2 separate regions of the Homo sapiens genome follow, and region 1 is linked to region 2. The links are chromatin loops, found by intact Hi-C in ENCODE. Cell type or tissue: ovary. All regions are shown on one strand. Each heading gives the region's core, and the rest is flanking DNA. Links, peaks and the distances in the headings are about the cores only. Region 1 overlaps SORL1 (sortilin related receptor 1). Region 2 overlaps SC5D (sterol-C5-desaturase).

Region 1 (11,998 bases), core at 2,392-10,391, 220 kb before region 2:
AATCTTTTCGTGACATCATTCTATCCAAACACTTCATCTCATATTGAGATTATTAAAATCGATTTGGCTAGGCGTGGTGGCACATGCCTGTAATCCCAGCACTTTGGGAGGCCAAGGCAGAAGGATCTTTTGAGGCCAGGAGTTTGAGACCAGCCTGAGAAACATAATGAGAACCACATCTCTACAGAAAATTTTTTTAAAAAATTAGTCACGTGTGGTGGTGCCCCCTGTGGTCCCAGCTACTTCTCTGGAGGCTGAGGTGTGAGGATTGCTTGAGTCCAAGAGTGTGAGGCTGCAGTGTGCCATGACTGCACCACTGCAGTCCCACCTGGATGACAGAGCGAGACCCTGCCTTAAAAAAAAAAAAAAAAGATACTGCTACAAAAAGGCTAGGGGTTAAACCAACTGGTAGGGTTACAAGGCAGAATAATAAATGTCAATGGGAGACTAAGTAATCTCCCCCTACAAATCTCTCACAAGGGGAGAAATCTCACCTGGCAGATATGCTTTTGGTTTAAGAAAATTTTGAAACAGATATTTGGATAAATTAACTCATTCAGTCTCCTTCTTGTAACCAGTGTGAAGCTAAAGGTTTATATTACTTTTAAAGCAAACTGAACCAACAGAGTCAACCTATTATCCAGACATGATGGCAGCCATCTGCCCACTCAGTGGTAATGCTAAAGTCTATCTATGTGTACGTTGCCAAGTTAATTCTCTTTAAGAGCTCCTCGAACCCAACATAACCTCAGGAAATGAATCACCCCATTTCTTGAGAGTTCCCAGAGGACTCTGACAATAACTCATTAATGAAATAACAAGCAGGTACATGACCAAGCATAGCTTGTATCTGAAAATACACTGCTCATTTAGAAAATGGTGCTCTTCAGAATTTTGGGGAAAAGGCTCTTGTCTTATCAACAGCAACAGTTAAGAGAACACGCATTTTGGACTGAATTCTGACCCCCAAAGGAGAACTTGTATTGGTAAAAGTAAGTGACAAGAACCTTGTGAAGAAACAAAGTCATCTTTGCATTCTTTTTTTTTTTTTTGTATTTTTAGTAGAGATAGGATTTCACCTTGTTGGCCAGGCTGGTCTCAAACTCCTGACATCAAATGATCCACCCACCTCAGCCTCCCAGAGTGCTGGGATTACAGGCGTGAGCCACCGCGTCTGGCCCATCTTTGCATTCTTAAGTTATGAAAGAGGATATAGGGCACTAGCCTTTAGGAATGAAGAAATCAAACTGTTCAGATAAAAATATAGACATAATCCCAGGGCCAAAAACTCTCAAGAAGATGGGAAGGTCAGATAATATAATAATAAAACATAATATAACCACAGATACTCTAAAAGGAAGAAGTGTGGTAGATACCCAACTTAGGACTCTAGCAGGCAGCTACCCAGAAAAGTTCCTGATGAGTTCAGGTTTCTAAAGAACATATTCAAGATGGGAAAAAAGGTCATATAACCAAGAGCAACAAATTCAGTTACTGCTAGCTAATTCCAGCTGTAATTCTCATAGCCAGTAGTCTGTTGGAATAGTAGCAAGATAAGTTCAAAATGAATCAAGGTTTATGTTTCAAATTACCAAAATAATTGGCAGACTGGTGGGTCAGTGGATTGGTTATCTGGCAAGTTCTATAAAGAATTAGAAAGGAATAGGATCATTGCTCTGATGGCCAATAGAATAAATAATAGCAGACATAATCATATGTATCAATTTAAAAAAACAGAGCACTTGATACACATTCATCCATTCGTTCATTCATTCATTCATTTATGAAAACCATCACCCAGTTCTTCCTATCTTTACTAGAACTTTGAATTGAAAATACTTTATGTTTTCTGGCTGATTGGAAAGCTGAAAACAAAAGAAATAAAGACTTCGTTAGTAAAAAAAAAGAAAAAAATCTTTGAATAACAACATAGTAGTAAAGCTGGGTCTAAAAAAAATAGAAAAAAAATTCTATTTTGCTTTTATCTTTATCAAGGAAAATAATCTTCAAATTGGACAAGAAAAACCATTTAAGTTAAAGGAAAATCAGTACAAAATAAATTCTAAGGAACTGAAAGACTTAAAGATAGGATGATTATAGCATCCTTTTCAATAATCTCTAGGAGAATTATGAAGAACAAAGATCTCAAAAACTAGAATAGGGAAAATACTTTTATTTCCTTAATGAAGAAAAGGTGGTTTCAAGAATGGATTATGAAACAGTTTATTTGAGAGCACTCAGACGAAAAGGAGGTCAAGGCTAAGAACCCAAATGGTTTCACACACAAGTCACAACAGACTAACTCCATTTCCTTTCCTCGTGGTAATTCTTGATTTGAAAAACAGGACAATGACACAGAACATTCTTTTTTTCATGAAGATCTTTGTGGACCACGCAGTCAGATAAAATTCACTGATGGTAAAATAAGCACATCCCAAGAGTGCTGACGTATGGTTTGATCTCAACCCAAGATAAGACTTCTAGTTCTCACAGAGCTCAACACATCTGTCAATGATCTGGATAGGGATCTGGAAGGCGAATCTGCCAAATTTGCAAAGGGTAAAAGGCTAATTGTATAAATAATATAATAAATGCCGGGGCCAGGCACAGAGGCTCACGCCTGTAATCCCAGCACTTTGGGAGGCTGAGGCGGGCGGGTCACAAGGTCAAGAAATCGAGACCAGCCTGACCAACAAGGTGAAACCCCGCCTCTACTAAAAATATAAAAATTAGCTGGGCGTGGTGGTGCATGCCTGTAATCCCAGCTACTCGGGAGGCTGAGGCAGGAGAATCGCTTGAACCTGGGAGGCGGAGGTTGCAGTGAGCCAAGATGGCACCACTGTGCTCCAGCCTAAGCGACAGAGTGAGACTCTGTCTCAAAAAAATAAATAAATGCCAAAAATACAATTCAAACCAAAAAAAAATAAGCAAAAATAAAAATAAAGCTCCACATGTAGTTTCAAAAACCTGTTTGCTCAAATACAGGACGGGGAACATCCGTCCTGTTGATTGATTGATTGTATAATAAGATCCATAAGAAAGAAGGATCTCAGGTATTTTAGTTAAAGTGAACTCAGCCTACTGATACCAGTTAAAAGATTGATAAATCTCAAAATCATTATGCTGAGTAAAAGAAGCCAAATACAAAACATACAAACATGAAATTCTGGAATAGGCAGCTACAGTGATAAACATACCAGTGGTTGCCTGTAATTGGGGCAGGGGTTTGGGGGTGGAGAGCACTGACTGGAAAGGGGCACGTGAGTATTTTCTGGACTGATGGAAATACTCTACATCTTGACATGCACCCTTCAGAACTGATTAAATGGTGTAGTCAATATCTGAGCATCCTGTGGTATGCAAATGATACCTCCTCTCAAAAAAAAAAAAATAGGAGCCACCAGTTTGAGATGGCTGTTAAAAATGGAAACACTGTCAGAGGTTTTTATTAATAGATACAGAGTGTTCAGAATCATGAAGACAAAATCTCAACATCTTCTGCATGTTTCAGGCTATTGGGGCCAGATCCAGGTACCACATTTTAAGGCACTGACATCGTGAGGCAGACCTAAGGGAGAACCTAGAAGATAGAGATTGAGGATCTATAGAATATGAGGAAAGGAACCGAGGATATTCATCATGAAATGGCAGACACTCAGGAGAACATGACAGGGTCCTTAAATACTTGAAAGGCTTTCATGCAAAAGGAAGTATCTACTGTGCATCTCCAGGGAGCAGAACAAAGTCCACGAATAGAAGCTGGAGGGAGGAGAATCTGGGCTCTCCCTTACCAGAGAACTTTAATTCACAAATGAATTAGTGAACAAATGAACAGCAAACTGTCCCAAAGTAAAATGGAAGCACCTTTTGATATGGCAAATTCCCCATTAATAGAAATGTTCAAGTATAGAACAAAAGATTGTCTATCACAGATGGCACGGAGAAAATTCTTGCAAAGGGTGGCGGAAGGCTGCACCAGATATTGTAATATGTCCAGATTCCTGCTGGACATCGCCCCTTGGACCCACAACAGAGGCTTCAATTCAACCTGTCCATGTCTGCATTTAATATACAGCCCTGCAAGCCTACTCCTTTACCTCTGCCTTTCTATGAGCGGTATAATCACTTCTCCCATCATCCCAGGTGAATCAGAAACCATGCCCTGCAGACTTAGTCCTCAAACACACCCCAGCATCAGCTCTCACCTCCAGTCTCTCTCCACTGAATCCATCCTCTCCATTCTGCCAGATCCATCATTCTATAATGCAAGTCTAGCCATGTCATTCCCCTACTAAAATCCTTCAAAGGGACCCTATCACCTCAAAGCAAACTTTAATCTCTTTAGTAAGGCACAGGTGAGGTCCCCCAGGACCTGGCCTCTACATAGATACCTTCCTCCAGCCTCGTTTCTCACTACTTCCCACCTGGAAATTTGCATTCTATTAATACTCAAGAGCCGTGCACATTCCCCACTGATCATGCTTTGGCCCTTGCTCAAGGTCTCTCTAGACCTGGAAAAGCATTCCGACCTTGCTTTGTATCCTTTTAGGTTCAGCTGGGGTTTCCTCTCTCAGAAGTCCTCCTTTGTCCCCCAGATAGCATCACCTGGCCCTCATTCTGGCTCCCACCGCACCCAGCGCTCTCCATAATCTTATACCTCACTGTATTTCAGTGACTTGATTTTGCGAGTGTTTTCTACTGGATTGCCGTTCATCAGGAATAAGACCTCTTACTTTTCTGCCCCTGGCACCTCGAATCTTTCCTAGCACACAGAAAGGGCATTATTCATAAACGCTTGTTGAAGGAAGTTAAAGAAACTGCACTGCAACTCCGTTTCTCGGTTTCTTAACAGTTAAAAGGTGATAAAGACCAAGCTTGGTGGCTGACACCTGTAATCCCAACACTTAGGAAGGCAGGTGGATCACTTTGAACTCAGGAGTTCAAATGAGAACAACCTGGGCAACATGGCGAAACCTGTCTCTACCAAAAAAAAAAAAAGATATAAAAATTAGCCAGGCATGGTGGCTCCTGCCCGTGGTCCCAGCTACTGGGAGGCTGAGATGGGAGGACCGCTTGAGTCTGGGAAGAGGAGGTTGCAGTGAGCCGAGATCGCACCACTGAACTCCAGAAAAAAAAAAAAAAAAAAACACAGTGATAAGAACACCTGCTTCTCTATACCTCAAGGGGCAGAAAAACCACAGGGGTTAGGATAAAGTAGGGGTGGCTCTCCCGACAACTGTACCATTGAGAGGCGCTGCAAGCAAGTGAAGACATTAACCACTGCCTCCCACATTCTGGAACTGTGGGGCTGCTTCCAGAGCCCAGGTCCAGAAAAGACAGCTGCTCTGCTGCGTGGAGTCTTTTCAGGGGCTTTTCAGGATTTCCAGAGAGAAGCCCCTATGAAATTGGATGTCTTAGAAAAAAAAGATGCTTTGGGGCAAGTTCAAAATATTATTACTGACTACGAAAAATATCATCATGCTGACAAGCAAACCGCAGCGAAGAAACAGAAATTGATCTTCTCTTCCGTGATCAAGCTGACAAACGTGTTTGAATCTTCTTCGGTCAGGGTGCAAAAATGCAACAGCCCCTTCTCTGACGAAAAAGCCACTGCTCCTATGCCTCCCGTGAGCAGGTTCACAGGAGCAGCGGGCTGAATGAACGAATAAGTGGATCCCCAGTGCAGGTTCTTATTTACCCATTTCAGACATGTAGACACAAGAGCAAAACAAAGTGTTCCACTTCTTGCTCTCAATTTCAATTAACAATAACAAAGGTAACAGTCTCAGAGGAGACTCAAGGCAGAAGCTGAAACAAATAACAGTCAACTCCTAGATATCTGTGCTAATCAGGGAGAGAAAGACATGCATAACTTAAAAGAACATCGACCAAAAAAAAAAAAAACCCTAATGTTTACTTTGAGCAATGCTTCAATTGCTGTCCCCACTACAACCTATTTGAGTTACTAATGCTACTTTACTTGGCTTCCCTCCCTAAAGATGAGTAAAATCAGAGCAGAAAGCCCTCTTTCAAACAACCCCCTCCTCCCAGCCTCTCTCTCTGCATCTGGCTCAGAAACATCACAGAGCCACAGTGGGCACAGGCAGCTCCCGATCAGTGCCCCACTTGCCTTTGCATCCTTGGTATCCAGCACAGCATCCGCTTCATTGTAGATGTTCGACAGTTGTCTGTGTAATGGACCTGAAATGATTCCTAACAGAAATATGCTCAAGTTCCAGTGTGGGCATTAACTCCTGACTAATCTCTTATTCCCTCATGTGAAAACTAAGGAAAGTAGATTAGGTCATCTCTGGTGTCTCTTGGGTACTACCGGGTTGCACACATCCAGGGAGCCTCCACTCACATCTGTGCTCTAGGGGTTGTCATTGACATGGAGCACAGTGGCAGTGGTCCCCTTGGAGCTGTGCAATTGGCACACTAGCTCGGTCTCCTCTAGTTTTATAAATCAGTTAAAAAAAAAAAAACCATAAGCAATCTTGGATGATTAAGTATGCATGACCTATTTCAATCAAATATTTGCTAAGTGCCTGGTAACCTACATCGAGCAGAAATATTTACCTACAAAGACCTTACTAACGAGTTGCAGAATTCAGGCGCATCATGTAAAGGTAACTAACATAAGGAGTCAGAATATGATCAATGCCAAATGAATGGGACAGCCTATACATGCTACGAGTCATAAAGGAAAAGAGATCTCTGTGACTGGGGAGGCCAAACTTAGAAGGGGCCTGAGGCCCTAGCCCAGCAACAGATATCCAGTCTTGTCAGAAGCCACCTGTCCTTGTGCATGGGTGTCACAGTAAATCACCATTGTAGTCTGAGAATATCAACTAACTTGAATATTATTTCTTGCTTTTCAGAGCAGCAGGGGAAGAAGCAAAATACCTCTGTGAACAACACACTGAGTAAATGCCAGGTGGCTACACAGATTTAGGCCAAGCTCAGGTTGTTATGTGGGACACATGCACCTGTCAATAGGAGGCTTGTATGTATTTTCGTATTTTCAAATGCTTTATTTGAACTATTCAAACAGACACCTCCAAATGAAACCTATACAAATAGAGGAATGCTACAGTGACCATAATCCCCCAAAGTCTACAACCCCCAAGTCATTTCAAAATGTCTGGGGAAGGCTTTATGATTTTCTGGCAGCAAGTTTATTTTCCTGATCATGTTTTGCTCCAGCTCGTGCAGAATGACGCTGCGTTCCCTGAGCACATATGCACCGACAGATGGTGTAAGAGGACTAGAATCACACTAACTCCTTCAGAGGAGCCAGTTTGGAATGCAAATTTAATTTTCAGAGAAGTTAAACAAGGCAAATCGAGAACTGACTCTGAAATCTGAAAGCCATACAAAGAATGAAATGTATTCCTAGGAAGCCAAACTATGTCCCCTACGTGCGTATTACACACATAGCAGTATACCAAACACTACAATTGTTTCGTCGCCCACCTTTCAACTACAGGGTGGCAGGCATCCTATTCATCTACAGATACACAGCATCTGGCACAATCGGTGCTTGGTGAACATGTGAAATGAAAATTAAATTAATGGGTATATAAATGATAGCACAAATGTGGGAAGTACTGTGCTCTGTGATGGTCGTTGTCTGAGCAAACACCAATCTGAATATGAATACAGAGTGTTGCACACAAACAGGACCTCTTCGGAGTATCACCTCTAAAGAAATAGCTAACCAGTGCTACACAGAACAGAGAACAGCCAGGTGGAATGCCAAACACCAGTACTTTGCTTCTCTCTCCTTCTCTGAGGCCAGGCTGCTCAGCACATGTCAAATTAACCACAGGGAAAAAAAAACAGCTGCTAAGATCTCTTTTTCCAAACCACCCACCTCTCACTTACTGCTGGCCCCGTTTCTAAAAGGAGCAAAGAAAAAGAAAGCTTTGTCCTTGCAATAAACAAGAGAGTTACAGAAGCCCTCTCCAGATCCTTCACCAATCCATCTAATGGGTTCAGCTCAAAAACAGGGAGAAGTGTGGTCCAGCATGAACTTGACCTAACATGAACCATTCAGAAACGAGCCAAAGGTAATCAGAGGACTGGTTCTGATAAAATCAGAACATAAGGGTGTAGAGGTTACAAACTCTTGACAGTTTTGCTTTTCAGAACAATATATTGCAAAGAATGTAGGACGCAATCGAAAAACCCAAGTGCTAATCCTGTCTCTGTCACTAACAAAGGGAATGACCCTGGGCAAGTTACTTTGCCTTGCTGAGCCTGTTTTCTCATCTGTGAAATGATGCAGTTAACCCTAAACACCCCTTCCAGCTCCATGAGACCCCCCACCAACCTAACGCACCAAAAGTCAATGGCTATCAAGTTGTATGCATTCTGTAATTGTTACTGATGTATTATTATTATTATTATTGCTATTTATTATTAGTCTTTCTATGTAATAAAGACACAAAGCAAAGAAGGACAAATTAAAGAGCCTCCACTTAATTATTTGGCCATTATTATTAATTGCCCTCTTGCTCACAATCTCCCTTTGTGATAGAAAGGACAGGTTCTTATATTCCCATTTGGGAGATAAAGAGTTTAAATCGGGGTGGGCACAGTGGCTCACACCTGTAATCCAAGCATTTTGGGAGGCCGAAGCAGGTGGATCACCTGAGGTCAGGGGTTCGAGACTAGCCTGATCAACATGGTAAAACCGTGTCTCTACTAAAATTACAAAAATTAGCCGGACGTGGTGGCAGGTGCCTGTAATCCCAGACTCAGGAGGCTGAGGCAGGAGAATCGCTTCAACCCAGGAGGTGGAGGTTGCAGTGAGCTGAGATCGCACCATTGTATTCCTGCCTGGGGGAGAGAGCAAGACTCCATCTCAAAAAAAAAAAAAAAAGTTTAACTCATATCCAGAGATCACAAATTGTGCTGTCAACAACATAGTGCTATAGAGAGATAATCCAATTATAATCACAGACGTAAATTTCTGGGAGAAAGTTTGATGTTAAAAGGCCTCATCAGAGACACTTACTTTAGCTCGTTGGTTTCCATGCCCTGGGCAATGGCCGTGATGATTCCGCCGTGGTCTCCCCATGTGTAGTAGTGAGGTCCAGGAAGTGCCTGAAGAGGAAAAATCCATGGTGACACCACTGCTGTGGAGGTAATTGTGCAGAAACCATGTACACATGCCCACAGGCATGCACACACGTGCACATAGACATAACAGCAATGACAACCACTTGAAAACAATTTTTCCGTTTACAGAAGACATTGACATCCATTATCTCATCTGTTCCACACAATCCTAGGGACAGGTGGAGCAAGTTCTAGTATCTCAATTTTTTTCCCAAATGAAGAAACACGGGCTTAATATTAAAATGGTAGACTGTGAACAGCAGAGGTAGGACTCAAATCCAAATCTATGACTCCCACCAACCCTTGATTAAAAATTAAGTAACTGGGGTTTCAGTTCTACTATGACAGTATTAGCCCTCTATAGCCCATCCTTCCTGCTAATTACAGCTGAAAACTCTGGACAAAAAACAACTACCAGTGGATGCTGAAAAGTAAACGAAAGCAAGCCGCTTGTGGAGATTTAAAACCTAGAGAAGCTACACACACAAGTCATGAATATCCTGGTAAAGCTTTGCCCGAAGGAAAAGTCCCAGTCATGGGGTGCACCTCAGTCTCAGTCACAGCTAAAACTGCAATAGATATTATTTCCCCCAAAGGAACCAGAGAAAGGAGCCCCTATAGGGTAGGTAAAGTGTGGATGGAATCCCATAGCAGAGAGTGTCAAAAAAGTAAATCCCCTAATTTTGTATATGAACTTACGCAAGTCGCAGCCTAACCCCTGAAGTGTACGTGCATGAAACAGACACAAACCAGTGTAACAAAGGCTTAGCATACTGAACTGAGAGTTAAACTACCACCTACAGAAAGCAAGACAGAACTCAGGGTCAGAACCTAAACAGGCTGATTACATGCTGAGACAAAAATATCAATATCCTCCAGAAGGCTTAATTTCATGAATTTCATTCATATGTGCAGAATACAAACCAAAATTACTTAACATACAGCATACAAACATATCCATAAGATGTGTCCAATTCTCAAAGGAAAAGATAGTCAAAAGGTGCCAATCCCAAGTGACCCATATATTGGAATATTTTTTTAATTTTTTATTTTTTGAGACAAATTCTCACTCTGTTGCCCAGGCTGGAGTGCAGTGGTGCAATCTCAGCTCACTGCAACCTCTGCCTCCTGGGTTCAAGTGATTCTCCTGCTTCAACCTCCCAAGTAGCTGGGATTACAGGCATGCACCACCACGCCCAGCTCATTTTTATAATTTTAGTACAGACAGGGTTTCACCATGTTGGTCAGGCTGGTCTCGAGCTCCTGACCTCAAGTGCTTCCACCTGCCTCGGCCTCCCAAAGTGCTGGGATTATAGGCATGAGCCACCATACCTGGCTGGAATTTTAAAATAGCTATTATAACCATGTCCCATGAGGGAAAGAAAAATACACGTGAAATGAATGAGAGAAAAGAATTCTCCCAGAGAAGTGGAAACAATTTTTAAAAAGAAACCAAACAAATTTTATAACAGAAAAATATAATGTCCGAAATAAGAAATTTACTGATGGGCTCAACATCAGAAAAGCAATGACAAAGGAATTAGTGAACTTCAAAATAAATATAGATCTGTAGAAATTACAGATCTATCTGTGTGTTCTAGAGAACATACAGGGGAAAAAGGATTTCAAAGAAAGAAAGATTGCCAAGGACACAAGGAACAATAACAGTAGGTCTAATATGTAACTGGAGTCCGAGAAGAACAGGAGAAAGGGATGGGAGCAGAAAAAAAATATTTGAAGAAATAATGGCTGAAAATTTCCCAAATTTGTTGAAAGATATAAATATAGATTCAAAATCAGCATCTACATAGAGAATAAACTCAAAGAAAAGCCCTCCTAGACACATCATACCAAAACTGCTGAAAACCAATGAAAAAAAAATCTCCAAAGCATCTAGAGAAAAATGGCATGTTACACACAGGAGAATGATAGCTAAAGTGAAGAGAGGTTTCTCATCAGAACCCACGGAAACAAGAAAACAGTAGACATCTTTAAAGTACTGGAAGAAAATTACTGTCAACCCAGAATTCTCTATCCAATAAACATATCCTTCAGGAATGAAGGTAAATAAAACAGAAATTTCAAAAGAGGGAAAAACAAGAGAATTCACAGCCAACAGATCTCGCTACAGGAAATGCTATAGGAATTTCTTTAGGCTATAGGGAAATTTCCCATGGGTAAACAGAGATTTTTCCAGAACGAAGAGCAAGCAAGAGAAATGGTAAATATCTGGGTAAATATTTAAGTTCTTTGAAATTCATATGATAATTTGAAGCAAAAACAAACACTGCTTTGTGGGTTTTGTAATGTGTGTTGATGTGATAAATATGAAAATAACATATAGGTGGGGGAGGAGAAAAGGGACTTGTATGGTTGAAAGGGTTCTAAATTTTACGTTAAGTGCAATTATCAACTCAAAGAAGACTATAAAAGATTAGATATGTATGTTGTAATCCTTAGAGAAGTCACTAGAAATACACATAGATAAGCCCCCCAAAAAATCTAAATAAAAGTAGAATACTTAATGTATCTAGATAATACAAAAGGAGAGAGGACAGAAGGAACAGAGGAATAATAAATAGGAGAAATGAAAAGAAAATAAATGAAATATTAGGCCTAAATTCAAATACATCAATAATTATATTAAATGTTAATGGCCTAAGCATTTCAGTTAAAAAGCAGAGCTTGGCAGAATGAGTAAAAAAGCAAGACCCTACTATATGTTGTCTAGAAGAAACACTTCAAAGAACTGGGCATGGTGGCATGTGCCTTTAAGTCCAACTATTTGGCAGGATCACTTGAACCCAGGAGTTTAAGACCAGCCTGGACAACACACAAGACCCAACTTCAAAAAAGAGAAAAAAAAAACACT
Region 2 (11,998 bases), core at 1,753-9,752:
TCTTATGGAAAATACAAATGCCTAGAGCACTAGTCCTTTCTTCGCTGTGTTTAGATCTATCTACGAAGATTCATGCAACTGATTTAACTGAAGATGGGTGGCACCTGACCTCAGGTTATTCAAGACTAGGAATAAGATTGTCAAAATGTACTAACTCAAGTAAATACAGTTTGATTTAAGGCTCATCTCCATTTAGGTAGTTGGGAATGGGGTTCCTTTTGCCATTTAAAAGAGAAATGAAAATGCCTTTCACCTTGGGCTCTTAGTATCCATGAAGGCAATATCTTGTACAGCACAGGGCAAAAACCATCATGGTCTACTTCCTTATAAAACTGTTATAGGTAAAGATCAAATCTCAGACTCTCACTAACTGCTGGACTGAGAGCATTACATTAATACTTGGCATTACATTCTCATTTTACTAATGATGAAAACGAGGACCAAGTTTTCAGACTTAGCTAGTGGCAAGAGGCAAGATCCAAGGCCAGATCCATCCAATGCCAAAACTCACATGCTTAAATCTTATTACAATAAACAGTCCAATCGTGAGCAGCATGGTCTGAGGTTGCACTACACAGAGACAGGAATGGGCATCTAGCAAAGAAGTAGAGAGCACACAGGCAGTGATCTTTGCTTGGAATACAGCATCAAAACACATACAAAACATCCCTCACATGCACCAACAAGAACAAGCCTGACATTTCTGAGTAATTAAATACATGAAGGTCAAGAAGAATGAGGCTAGCCACACATGATGGCCTGCACCTGTGGTCCCAGTTACTCAGGAGGCTGAGGAGGGAGGATCACTTGAGCCCAGGTGGTCAAGGCTGCAATGAGCTGTGATTGCACCACTGCACTCCAGCCTGGGTGACAGAGCAAGATCCTATCTCAAAAAAAAAAAAAAAAAAAAAAAAAAAAAAAAAAAAAAAAAAAAAAAAAGGAGAATGAAGTAACAGGAGCAGGCAGGGATGATTTAAAAAAAAGTCTCTCAGAAAGAAGAATGTAGTTAGTGGGATTTTCACGAGATAATGAGGGAGGAAGAAAGTGTAAGAGTGTGGCTTCCTTGGTGGTCACTCCTGGCCCTTCCACCAATATCCAATATTGGCTGTATAGCCTTTGGGTCTTGGCCTAAAATAGAGTCAGGAAGGATGATGGGACTGGTCAAGATATCTCAGACCCCAGGATAGCCAATATTGGCCTATGAGATTCAAGGTCCCCACAGTTCCTGAGGAACCAGGGTGGTGATCTTCAGGAAAAGAGTAGATCTTTGTTTCCTCCCTGATGTTGTGAACAACTTACCCCATTAAGATGAAGGGACATGGGGCTGGTGTTGGTTTCTGACAGTCCTGGAACAGAACTCATGTGAGTATGGCTTCTGAGACTGCCGCACCAAATCTGAAGTTGCTGTAATTCATTTAGAATTGCACCAAAAGAAAAAACAAAACAGAAACACAAAGAAACTTTTGGAGGTGATGAATATGTCTATTACCTTGACGGTTGTGATGGTTTCATGGTGTATGCATTTGTCCGAACTCATCAAATAGTACATGTTCCATTTTTTGTAAATCAATTACACCTCAACAGGTCAGTTTAAAATAAACAAATATGGAAATAAACAAATATATGAATTTGAATACTATTTTAAAAAACAATGGAGCAGGGGAGCTTGTGGGCTCCTTACACACCTGTGGGTTTCAAGTTAACGCCTAACTTTGCTATAGAGGAAAATTAATAAGAAGGAAATGTTGCAGAGAAGATACGCAAGGAGCCCATATAGGAAGGAGTGTTGGAATGATTACTTGGGGGATTTTTCTGTAGAATGCTAGGCAGCACATTCCCATTTTTCTCTCTCTGCTGGAAAGAGAGAAAATTGCAGCTTGAGTTATAACAAAGAGAACATTGGTTCCTGCTGCTGAGGAGCCTTCCTAATGCTCTACGGGTCCTTTTCTAGAGGACAAGGGCTCCCTCCTGTCAAAAACACTACAAAAAAGATGGCTTCAGTGAGGAGGATTAACTCTTTGTAGTTCGAAACATTGGCTTCCGCATAATGACTTTGAGACAAGGAAATGACAAGCTTTCCTGTGCCCACCCCACCGCCAGGGTGGCATGAATATGAGTATGATTTATTTATTCTGTCTCATTTCTTCAAACATCATTGACTCTATTTGTGTCTATTTTTACTGGACCATGCTGTGATATTTAGTATGCACTTAAAGTGGACATCAAAGACAGCACTTGCTTATTGCCAGCATTTAATATGAGCATCTAATTAAATTCAGGTTATTGTGTTAATTATTGTTCAGATCCATAGAGTTTATTAAACTACCTGATTTTCATATAATTCTACTGCAATTAGTGGTTATGTATTCATTCAACTGCTCAGATGAAAAACATTAAATCTGGATATGGAAGGTGAATTGTTGTCATTCACCTAACCATTAGACTTGATCATAAATGTTTATTAGAGTAAGATACACAGTTTTTGTTTGAATTCATATCTTTAGTGCACCCACCATCGATTGCTGTAGGCAGAATTTGCACGGTGAGTGTCTACTTTCATAAGTGTCTTGGCCATCAATTACTTTTGCCTAAATTTGTTTTTTTGAAACACACTTCAGGAATTCTCTATCCTTCTCCCAATTTCATGAATACTTTTTAAAAACTTTCTCTTTGGGCCGGGTGCGGTGGCTCATGCCTGTAATCCCAGCACTTTGGGAGGCCGAGGTGGGTGGATCATCTGAGGTCAGAAGTTTGAGACCAGTCTGGCCAATATGGCGAAACCCCATCTCTACTAAAAATACAAAATATTAGCCAGGCATGGTGGCGGGCACCTATAATCCCAGCTACTCGGGAGACTGAGGCAGGAGAATCACTTGAACCTGGGACGCAAAGGTTGCAGTGAGCCAAGATCTTGCCACTGCACTCCAGCCTGGGCAACAAGAGCGAAACTCCACCTCAAAAAAACACAAACAACAATAACAACAACAAAAAACAAAAACAAAAAAAAAACAACCTTCCTCTTTGAGAAGGATTTTAAACTTTTGCAATGGGTATGTAGAAAAATGTAGTCCGTAGTACCTTTTATCCTCACAGAGAGAATGAGAGTTGCCAGACAGGAACACTCTCAAACCATTGCCACTGAACCCAGAAATGCACAGAAATGCAGAAGCCCATCCCTCTTCCCAGCCAAAGCCACTGCTCTGTGTGCTCTGAATCACAGCCTCTCCAGCCTTCTTGATAACCTTCATCTGAGACTTCTTCCATTCTCCCACTCAACTTGCCACTTCCCTCAGTACTTAAATATCCCCCAAATTTCTCGTATTTATATAACACCTCCCACCTTCACCCAATCCCCTTTTATCGACTATTGGCTCTATCTGTCCCCACATTTGGAACTGTACTTCCAGAAGAGCCATCTCCATCCCTCCCCAACCAGTCATCGTATTTCTTCACTGTAGTCTGGCCTCTGCTGCCACCACTCTACCGAAGCTGGTTTTATCAAGCTTACCCATCGCCTCCCTGTGTTAAATGCATGAGATGCTCCTCAGTCCTTAGTTTCCTTGACTTCTCGGTGACATTTGTCACCACTGACAGTTTCCTTCTTCTGGAAACAGTCTCCCCCTTGGTTCCTGCAAAGCAACCTTCTCCTGGTTAGTCTCATTTCTCTGGCTCCTTCTCAGTTTATTACTTGCTCTTCTTCTCCTTGACTTTTCCATATTCCTTAGGATTCCATCTTTGTCCCTTTTCTCACTCGGCACACACTCTCTGGGCCATGTCTTCTGGCTTTTATTCACATCTATACCGGCTAATTCCCAAATCTGTATCCCCCTGGCACCCATCCATTCACACGGCAGTCAGTGTGATACTTCTCATGTACAAACCTGATTCCATCACCTCACAGAATATCCTTTTCAGTGTCTTCCCATTGCGTTTATGATAAAACCAACTCTCTTTGCAGGAACAACAAAGCCTTCCAGGATCTGGCTCACCTTGCTGTCCAGCCTCTATCTCTTTCCAGTCTTCTAGAATTCTACATTCCAGTCATGCTGGACCTCCTTCAGTGTCTTGAATGGTCCATGCTCTTCCCACTCTTAACCTTCCTTCAACCAATTATTTCTACCCAGAACCCTCTTCTACTGGCCTTCCTGCCTGTCACCTTCAGACCTCTGGTTAAGCGTTGCATCCTTTTGGGAGAATTTTCCCTAGGGTATGTTACCTCCTGCTAACTTACTATCTCGTAGCACGTCCATAGATTTCCTATCCAAATTTCCACTATACTTTATTGATATTCCTTCTTAACTATTTACTGCTTTATCCTACCTTCTAGCACAACACCTGATACACACCAGGTAATCAAAATTATTTGTTGAAAGAATGTACCTAAATGATAATAACATTATCTGAGGATTCATGTTTTGAGAATTTTCACATCCCTTCAGGAGGGTCGCCCTTGGGTAGTCTCCCATTTGCTTATCAACTGCTGCTTCCAAACCAGCCTGCTCATTCATAGCAACTGGGTTCTTCCATAAAGTTGTGGAGGAAAAGGCTGCAACATCCAGGCAGCTGTGTTGATCTCCAGGTGTAGGATGCAGTGTGAGTTTCATTGAAAAGGTGTCTAACATCCGATTCAAACAACTCCTGGCTGTTTTGTCTTCAGACCGGCTGAGTAGTTTGTACATATACTCTGAAACCTGCTTTGAATATTATGATTAATAGATGATCACAAACGTTGTCCTTTTTTTTCTTTTTTCTTTTTCTTTTTTTTTTTTTTTTTTTTTGAGATGGAGTTTCACTCTGTCCTCCAGGCTGGAGTGCAATGGCATGATCTCGACTCACTACAACCTCCACCTCCCAAGTAGCTGGGATTACAGGCATGCGCCACCACACCCAGCTAATTTTTGTATTTTTAGTAGGGAGACGGGGTTTCACCATGTTGGCCAGGCTGGTCTCAAACTCCTGACCTCAAGTGATCCACCCACCTGGGCCTCCCAAAGTGCTGGGATTATAGGCGTGAGCCACCATGCCTGGCCAACATTGTCCTTTAAACCTCTAAAAAATATTTATTAAACCCTAAACGTGGGCTCATTAGCTCCTATATCTAGGTTTTTCCCAAAGGAAAACAAACAAACTGTGATTTTGAATGGGAAAAAAAGGATTAGATATCAGACAACACCTTCATAGGAAAACTTCCAGGGCAACCAGCTTCACATACTTGAGAAAAATCTTTCCATAAACATCCTTCTGGGTGAGACATAAGTCATGGGGCATGGGTCTTCCTGGGGCCTATGGAGGTGTTGTATCTAAATCTTGCCCTACTGACTTTCAATCCTGCCTTTTTGTAAAGATATTTACCTGGTGTTTTTCCCCCTCTGTATCAGGGCCTAAAACACAAGGAAATCTTAACCTAAGATAAACAAAATGTTTGACGAGAATCCATAGATAACATTTACTAAAGCATCAGAATGTAAAGAACTATCCAGACCCTGCAGTACCCAGGGTGATATTTTGTCCCACGGGGAAGGCATGTGTGTACACACACATACTTGATTATATTTGAAGTCTGTTATTTTGTGTTTTGTTGTTGTGTTGAGCCTAAAATAAATGGCCAGGAATGGGATGGTGGAGCTTTAAATGCAGTTGAAAGGAACATGGCAGGGAGGATGCATCACCACCAGGCTGGTTTAGGAGCACAATTTTCTAAAGACAAGGGAGGGAGTAGATGACCTTTCTGGATCCCTCCAGTCTGAAGATTTTATGATTCCATGCACGTCCTCTGTCTAGACATGAAATGTGGATGCTTCTGCTTTTATTGCTACAGCACGGGTGAAAAGCATAACTGCTCCACCTACAGTCTGATCCTAGAAACTGCTCAGCCTCAGCCAGGAAAAACAACAAAACAAAACAAACAGAACAGGGGAGGAAAAAGCCCACCGGAAAGATGCAATTTCAGAGTCCATAACAGTGAATATTCCCCAAGAATCTAGACTTACTTTTCATCTAGCCTTTCAAAGTGACTATAATTTTAATAACAGTGTCTTATAGAGTTATCAATAATTATTCATTCAAATATTTAATGTCTAATAGGAAATGCCACTCCATGAGAAAAGGAGGAGACAGAAAATTTGGCCTTTCCTTTGTCACGTGGGGAACAAAGACTGGAAGAGGATGTTAGCTGTGCAGTTAACATAGTGACCACCAAGATCAGGCGCTCTGACTACCATAAGATATAGATCAGAAGATTTCTCTACTTCCAGGAATTACCCAACCTTGCAGTGCTGTGCTGTCTTCAACTTTTACACCTCACATTCTTTCTCCGTCACTCACAGCCCCTCTGCTCACTCTTCTGTGTCCCAAGACACCTGAACACACCTTGTCTCTTCTGGCCTCCTGACATTTCTCACCTTTGTCCTCATTATCATCTTCCTCCCATTTCTATAACCTTCCAAGTTTCTATGAGGTAGCCCCTTTGTTCCTTCTCAGACATACCAAAAATCTGCCCTGAATGCTCTTCTCTCAGATGCCATGTGGCCTGTTCCTCCTCTTCATTCAAGTCTCTGCTCAGATGTTAGCTTCTGAGAGGGCTTCCTAGACCACCTTATCTGAAACGGCACCCCATGAGTTCTTCCTTCATTATTTCTAAAGATCAGTTAGATCTGTATTTTAGACCTGTACTTATCTTGAAATGTAATATGTATATACTAAACAGTGTGCAAAGCACAAAAGTCCTCCTCAACCTGCTGGGTCTCCTCCACTTGGCCATCAACAATGTGGACGTCTTACTTGCCTGACCCAACCTGATGGCTTTAGGACTGAATGACTGAGAAAGGAAAACAGGAAGATGAAGAGAGAAAACACTTCCATGCTGCTTTAAGTCCCCATTCTTAGTCCTAAGTTCTAAGGCTGGGCCCTTACAGAGGCCTTTCCGTATCTAAAAACACCCAATTTCTTTTTTCTTTCTTTTTTGTTTTGTTTTGAGACGGAGTTTTGCTCTTGTTGCCAAGGCTGGAGTGCAATGATGTGATCTCAGCTCACTGCAACCTCTGCCTCCCGGGTTCAAGCGATTCTTCTGCCTCAGCCTCCCGAGTAGCTGGGATTACAGGCATGTGCCATCAAGCCCAGCTAATTTTGTATTTTTAGTAGAGATGGGTTTCTCCATGTTGGTCAGGCTAGTCTTGAACTCCTGACCTCAGGTTATCCACTCGCCTCGGCCTCCCAAAGTGCTGGGATTATAGGCATGAGCCACTGCGTCTGGCCCCAATTTCTAATTGCTACTCAAGTAGCTGGAAGCCTGGCACCCCTAAGGGAATGGGAACTTCCCATGCTAGCTCCTCACTCAGAAGTCTGATAAACAGATTCCTTAATTTCCTGTAGGATGGGACTTAGAACAATGGAATTTTGTAAGGATTATCCATAACTATCCAGTGAAATCCTTGATGATTTCACACTCATCAAGGGGTTACTTTTTACAACTCCAGCACTGCAACAGAGTTTACAATTGAAGTTGCCCTGGATGATATCATTAGCACAGTTCCTTTAGGGGGAATGGGAACACCTGCTTTAGTGTTTTGTCCTTCTCTTAACCTTCTCAACAGAGTTATTATTCCAGCCTATTCATAGGAGTAATTCAACTTCTCTCTTTGAACTTGTTTCTTCCTCTGCAAGTAAAAGGTCAAACTCATGATCCTTGATATCCTAGATAGGTCTAACCTTTTGTGATTCCATAAAATGTTCTTGAAGAGTTAATATGTTAGTTCTTCACCCCTACCTATAAATGAATTATACAGGCTTCAACCTAGGGAAAGAGGTTTAGAGTACTGAGAGTTGAACAGATTTTGAAGATCCTCATCACCTGAGGGAAGTAAAATATGAAATAGGGCTTTAGTTACCAGGGTTAGAATGAATAAAAACAGTGGCAACCACAGCTTTGCAAATATTATTTCAGTTCATCTTTACATTATAGGAGTGTACCCCAGTGCATAATCACAGGCTGTGAAATGAAACAGACCTGAGTTTGAGACCCGAGTTCAAATTCTGATTTTGCCAAATTCTAATTTGCTCTGTAATTTGGGGCAAATTACCTTAACCTTTCCAGTCTCAGGTGTATTCATCTGTAATGTAAAGAATTTGCCCATGTTTTTTGGGGGAAGATTAAATGAAACAATGCATGTAAACGTCTCTGCAAAATACATTACATGAAACAGGTATTCAATAATGGCAGCTATTTACAATATTGGAAATGCTTAATCCCTAAACATAAGAACAAGTATCTGAACCCATGTTAATTTTATGCCATATTTCTTTCTGCTAAACAGTGCTCCCCCAATACACCTTGCCTACTACGTAATTTTCTCTTGACAAGGAAGGCTCAACAGAATTTATAGGTTCAAGCTCCCCAGTTTCATAGAAATTTACCTTCATATCCCTAGCTCATTTTCAGAGTCTCACTCCTTCCCAATCATTGACATAACTTTAACATGCAAAACTCAGTAAATTTGGGAGGCTCAATTTTCTGCCGGCAGAATTAAACTTTGAGGTGGCTTTCAGAAATCTCGGCATTACAACTATAGGAGTTCAGGGTTTATTATAGGGCAGTAATAGAAGCTTTGGAGTTCCTTAATGGGACCCTAATCTGAGAATTTAGTCATAAGCTCATCATTTTCTTTGTCCAAGTTCCTCAGGACACTTAGAAGCAATCAACGAAACTTACCATACACCTTATTTCCACTAAAACAGTCTATGCAGCAAACACCTGTTCTTCTCAAGCCTTGCCTTCTATTGGCACATGATTACAAGTATCTATAGGTGATAGTTTAAGTAACTGTTTTGCTGTTTTTGTGCACATGGTGGACTTCCAATACCCCCTTTACCATTGCAAACAAGATCATTGACTTAAAATGTAATCATATAAGAAAACCAATTGCAGATAACACAGGACCAACAGAGAACACATTTGTAAGTTTCTAATCGCTGGAACCACTTTCAGTGCCAAATTCTTTATCGGTGTTCCATCAGTGAAAGAGATCTGACCACAGGCAACTGTGGAGGCTACTTACATGGTCTACGTGAGATGACTTTTCCTCTGTCTGGTGTTGGAATCAGGAGTCTGAAGAGCAGGATGTCAGGAAGGAAAGATAATGATTGTGAGGTGGGGGAGGCAAGAACAAACCAGAACTTGGAAGGTTGAGCAGGACAACTCAGGATGGTAGACTGGCCCGCTGGTCATTCTTTCACCATCTCCAAGCCTCAACTTTGAGGTGGCGTTGTCCTGCATCAGAGGTTGCAGCCCTTCATCATGAAGTTAAACACATATCAGGCCTGGAATTTGGAGAAGCTGAAGGAGGATCAGAAAGGAGCTGCAGCTGCTGCCTCAGGCCAATGAAGTGACAACACTTGGGTGGATTGCAAGTGTTTTTGTGGACCGCTCCGTCTTCCCAAGCATAGAAAGATGGCTACTGCTCCACTTCCACCTTCTAAATCTTAGTCTCGTGTAGCCTGTATACCCCCATCCCATTGTAGCCATGCTAACCTGTAACTATGCATAAAAGTAATTCTGGGAAACAGAGCTCTGGCTCAGGTAAGGTAACACAATACAAGCCCACCATACCACTAGTCAAAGAAGAAATCCCATCAGAAATAAAAAATGCTTTGAACTAATAATGAAAACATAACAAAATTTGTGGGATACAGCTGCAGCAGTCCTTATAGGAAATGCTGTGGCTTTAAATGTTTACATTTATAAAGAAAAAAATAAATGATCTGAGCTTCCATCTTAAGAAGCTAGGGGAAAAAAGGGCAACTTAAATACACAATAAGTAGAAAGAAAGATACAGGAGCAGAAATTAGTGAAATTGAGGCTGGGCGCAGTGGCTCACGCCTGTAATCCCAGCACTTTCAAGGCCGAGGCAAACAGATCGCCTGAAGTCAGGAGTTCGAGACCCACCTGGCCAATAAATATGGTGAAACCCCGTCTCTACTAAAAATACAAAAATTAGGTGGGCATGGTGGTGCGTGCCTGTAATCCCAGCTATTCAGGAAGCTGAAGTGGGAGAAATCACTTGAACCTGGGAGGCGGAGGTTTCAGTGAGCCAAGATAGCGCCCCTGCACTCCAGCCTGGGCGACAGAGTGAGACTCCATCTCAAAAAAAAAAAAATGAAGAAAATATGAAATTGAAGACAAGCAATAGAGAAAAATCAACAGAGCCACAAGTTGGTGTCTTAGTCTGCTTGTACTGCTAAAACAAAACAGCTGAGACTGGGTTATTTATAAACAACAGAAATTTATTCCTCACAGTTCTGAAGGCTGGGTAGTCCAAGATCAAGGCACCAGCTGGTTGGGTGTCTAGCAAGGGCCCAGTACCTACTTCCAAGATGGCACCTTGAATGCTGTATCCCCTGGGGATGGGGTTGAGGGATGAACACTGTGCCTTCATGTGGCAGAAGGAACAGGAAAACTGGAGTGTCAGCTCTCTATAGCTTCTTTTATAAGGACATTAATCTCATTTACAAGGGCGGAGCTCTCATGATCTAATCACTTCCTAAATGTCACATCTCTTAATACTATCACATTGGCAATTAAGTTTTAACATACTAATTTTGTGGGACACATTCAGCCCATAGCAATTGGTTCTTTAAAAGATTAATATTGGGCTGGGCGCAGTGGCTCACGCCTGTAATCCCAGCACTTTGGGAGGCTGAGGTGGGAGAATTGCTTGAGTCCTGGAGTTCAAGACCAACCCTGGCAACATAGTGAGAACTCATCTCTACAAAACAAACAAACAAACAAAAATAGCTGGGTGTGCTGGCACGTGCCTGTAGTCCCAGCTATTTGGGAGGCTGAGGAGGGAGGATTGTTTGAGCCCGGGAGGTTGAGGCTGTAATGAGCTGTGGTCAAACCACTGTACTCCAGCCTGGATGACAGAGTGAGACCCTGTCTCAAAAAAAAAAAAAAAAAAAAAAAAAAAAAAAAAAATCAATAAAATTAATTTCATCTCAGACTAATCAAGAAAAAGAGCAAACACAAATCATCAATATCAGGAATTAGATAGGAAATATAACTACTGATCCTATAGGCATTAAAAGGGAAATAGGGAATGTTACAACTTTATGGCAAAAAAATTTTATTACTTAAATGTAGTAAACAATTTCTTGAAAAATAATGTATCAGAATTGAGAAAGGAAGAGAGGAAAACATGAAGTCTTTATCTTCTAAGAAATGAACTCATTATCAAAAACCTTGTCACAAAGGAAATTCCAGGCTTGCTTTGGGATTGGCAAAGATTTCTTAGGTTGGACAGAAAATGCAATAGTTATGAAAGATAAAAATTGATAAAGTGGTCTGAATAAAAATTAAACATTTTTTCCTTATCAAAAGATAGTAAGGAAATGAAAAGACAAGCTAAATTGGAGTAAATATTGGTAATACATACATCTAACAAAGAATTTTTGTCAATATATACAAAATCTTATAAGTCAATAACACCAAAACAACCTAATTTTTAAAATGGCCAAAGATTTAAACAGATACTTTACAAAAGATATAAAAAGTTTGAAAAAGAAAAAAAAAAAAAGCAGGAGAAAAGGTGCTTAACATCATTAGTCACAGGAAAATGCAAATTAAGCCACAGTGGGACACTACCTCACACCCACTAGAATGGTTACAAATAAGGACTGACGATACTAAGTGTTAGTGAACATGCGGGAAAAATGGAATTCTCATCATTGGGAGCAGGAGGGTAAAATGGTACAACCCTTTGGAAAATAGTTTCACAGTGTTTTATAAAATTAAACGTATACATATATATCTCTTCCCTATGACCCAGCAAATCTAATAGATATTTACCAACGAGAAATAACAACATATAGCCACACAAAGACTTGTATACAAATGTTTGTAGCAACTTTATTCATAATAATCCCACGCTGGAAATAACACAAATATTCATCAGCAAATACATAAACCAACTGTGGTATATTACAATGAAATACTATTCAGCAATGA

The links. Hi-C counts contacts between places; a loop is a spot of excess contacts. Peaks named below come from ENCODE experiments on the same cell type or tissue, not always from the same donor. Only the 100,000 strongest peaks of a DNase experiment are listed, where the experiment ranks them.
Region 1: it touches region 2 in a loop (9-fold over the local background); 55 of 110 quality-filtered maps call a loop at or near these places.

Annotation. Positions count from the first base shown.
Region 1 is chr11:121,529,577-121,541,574 of GRCh38, reverse strand. SORL1 (sortilin related receptor 1) reads right to left here. Exons shown (of 48, transcript NM_003105.6): 12 at 9,023-9,111. Among named protein-coding and RNA genes, the nearest start is that of SORL1-AS1, 83 kb to the right of the region's middle. In ovary, for the core only: a CTCF peak has its summit at 7,248; a DNase peak (open chromatin) is centred at 7,232.
Region 2 is chr11:121,313,287-121,325,284 of GRCh38, reverse strand. SC5D (sterol-C5-desaturase) reads right to left here. Exons shown (of 5, transcript NM_006918.5): 5 at 11,875-11,998. Among named protein-coding and RNA genes, the nearest start is that of SC5D, 27 kb to the right of the region's middle. In ovary, for the core only: CTCF peaks have their summits at 3,468 and 5,843; a DNase peak (open chromatin) is centred at 3,464.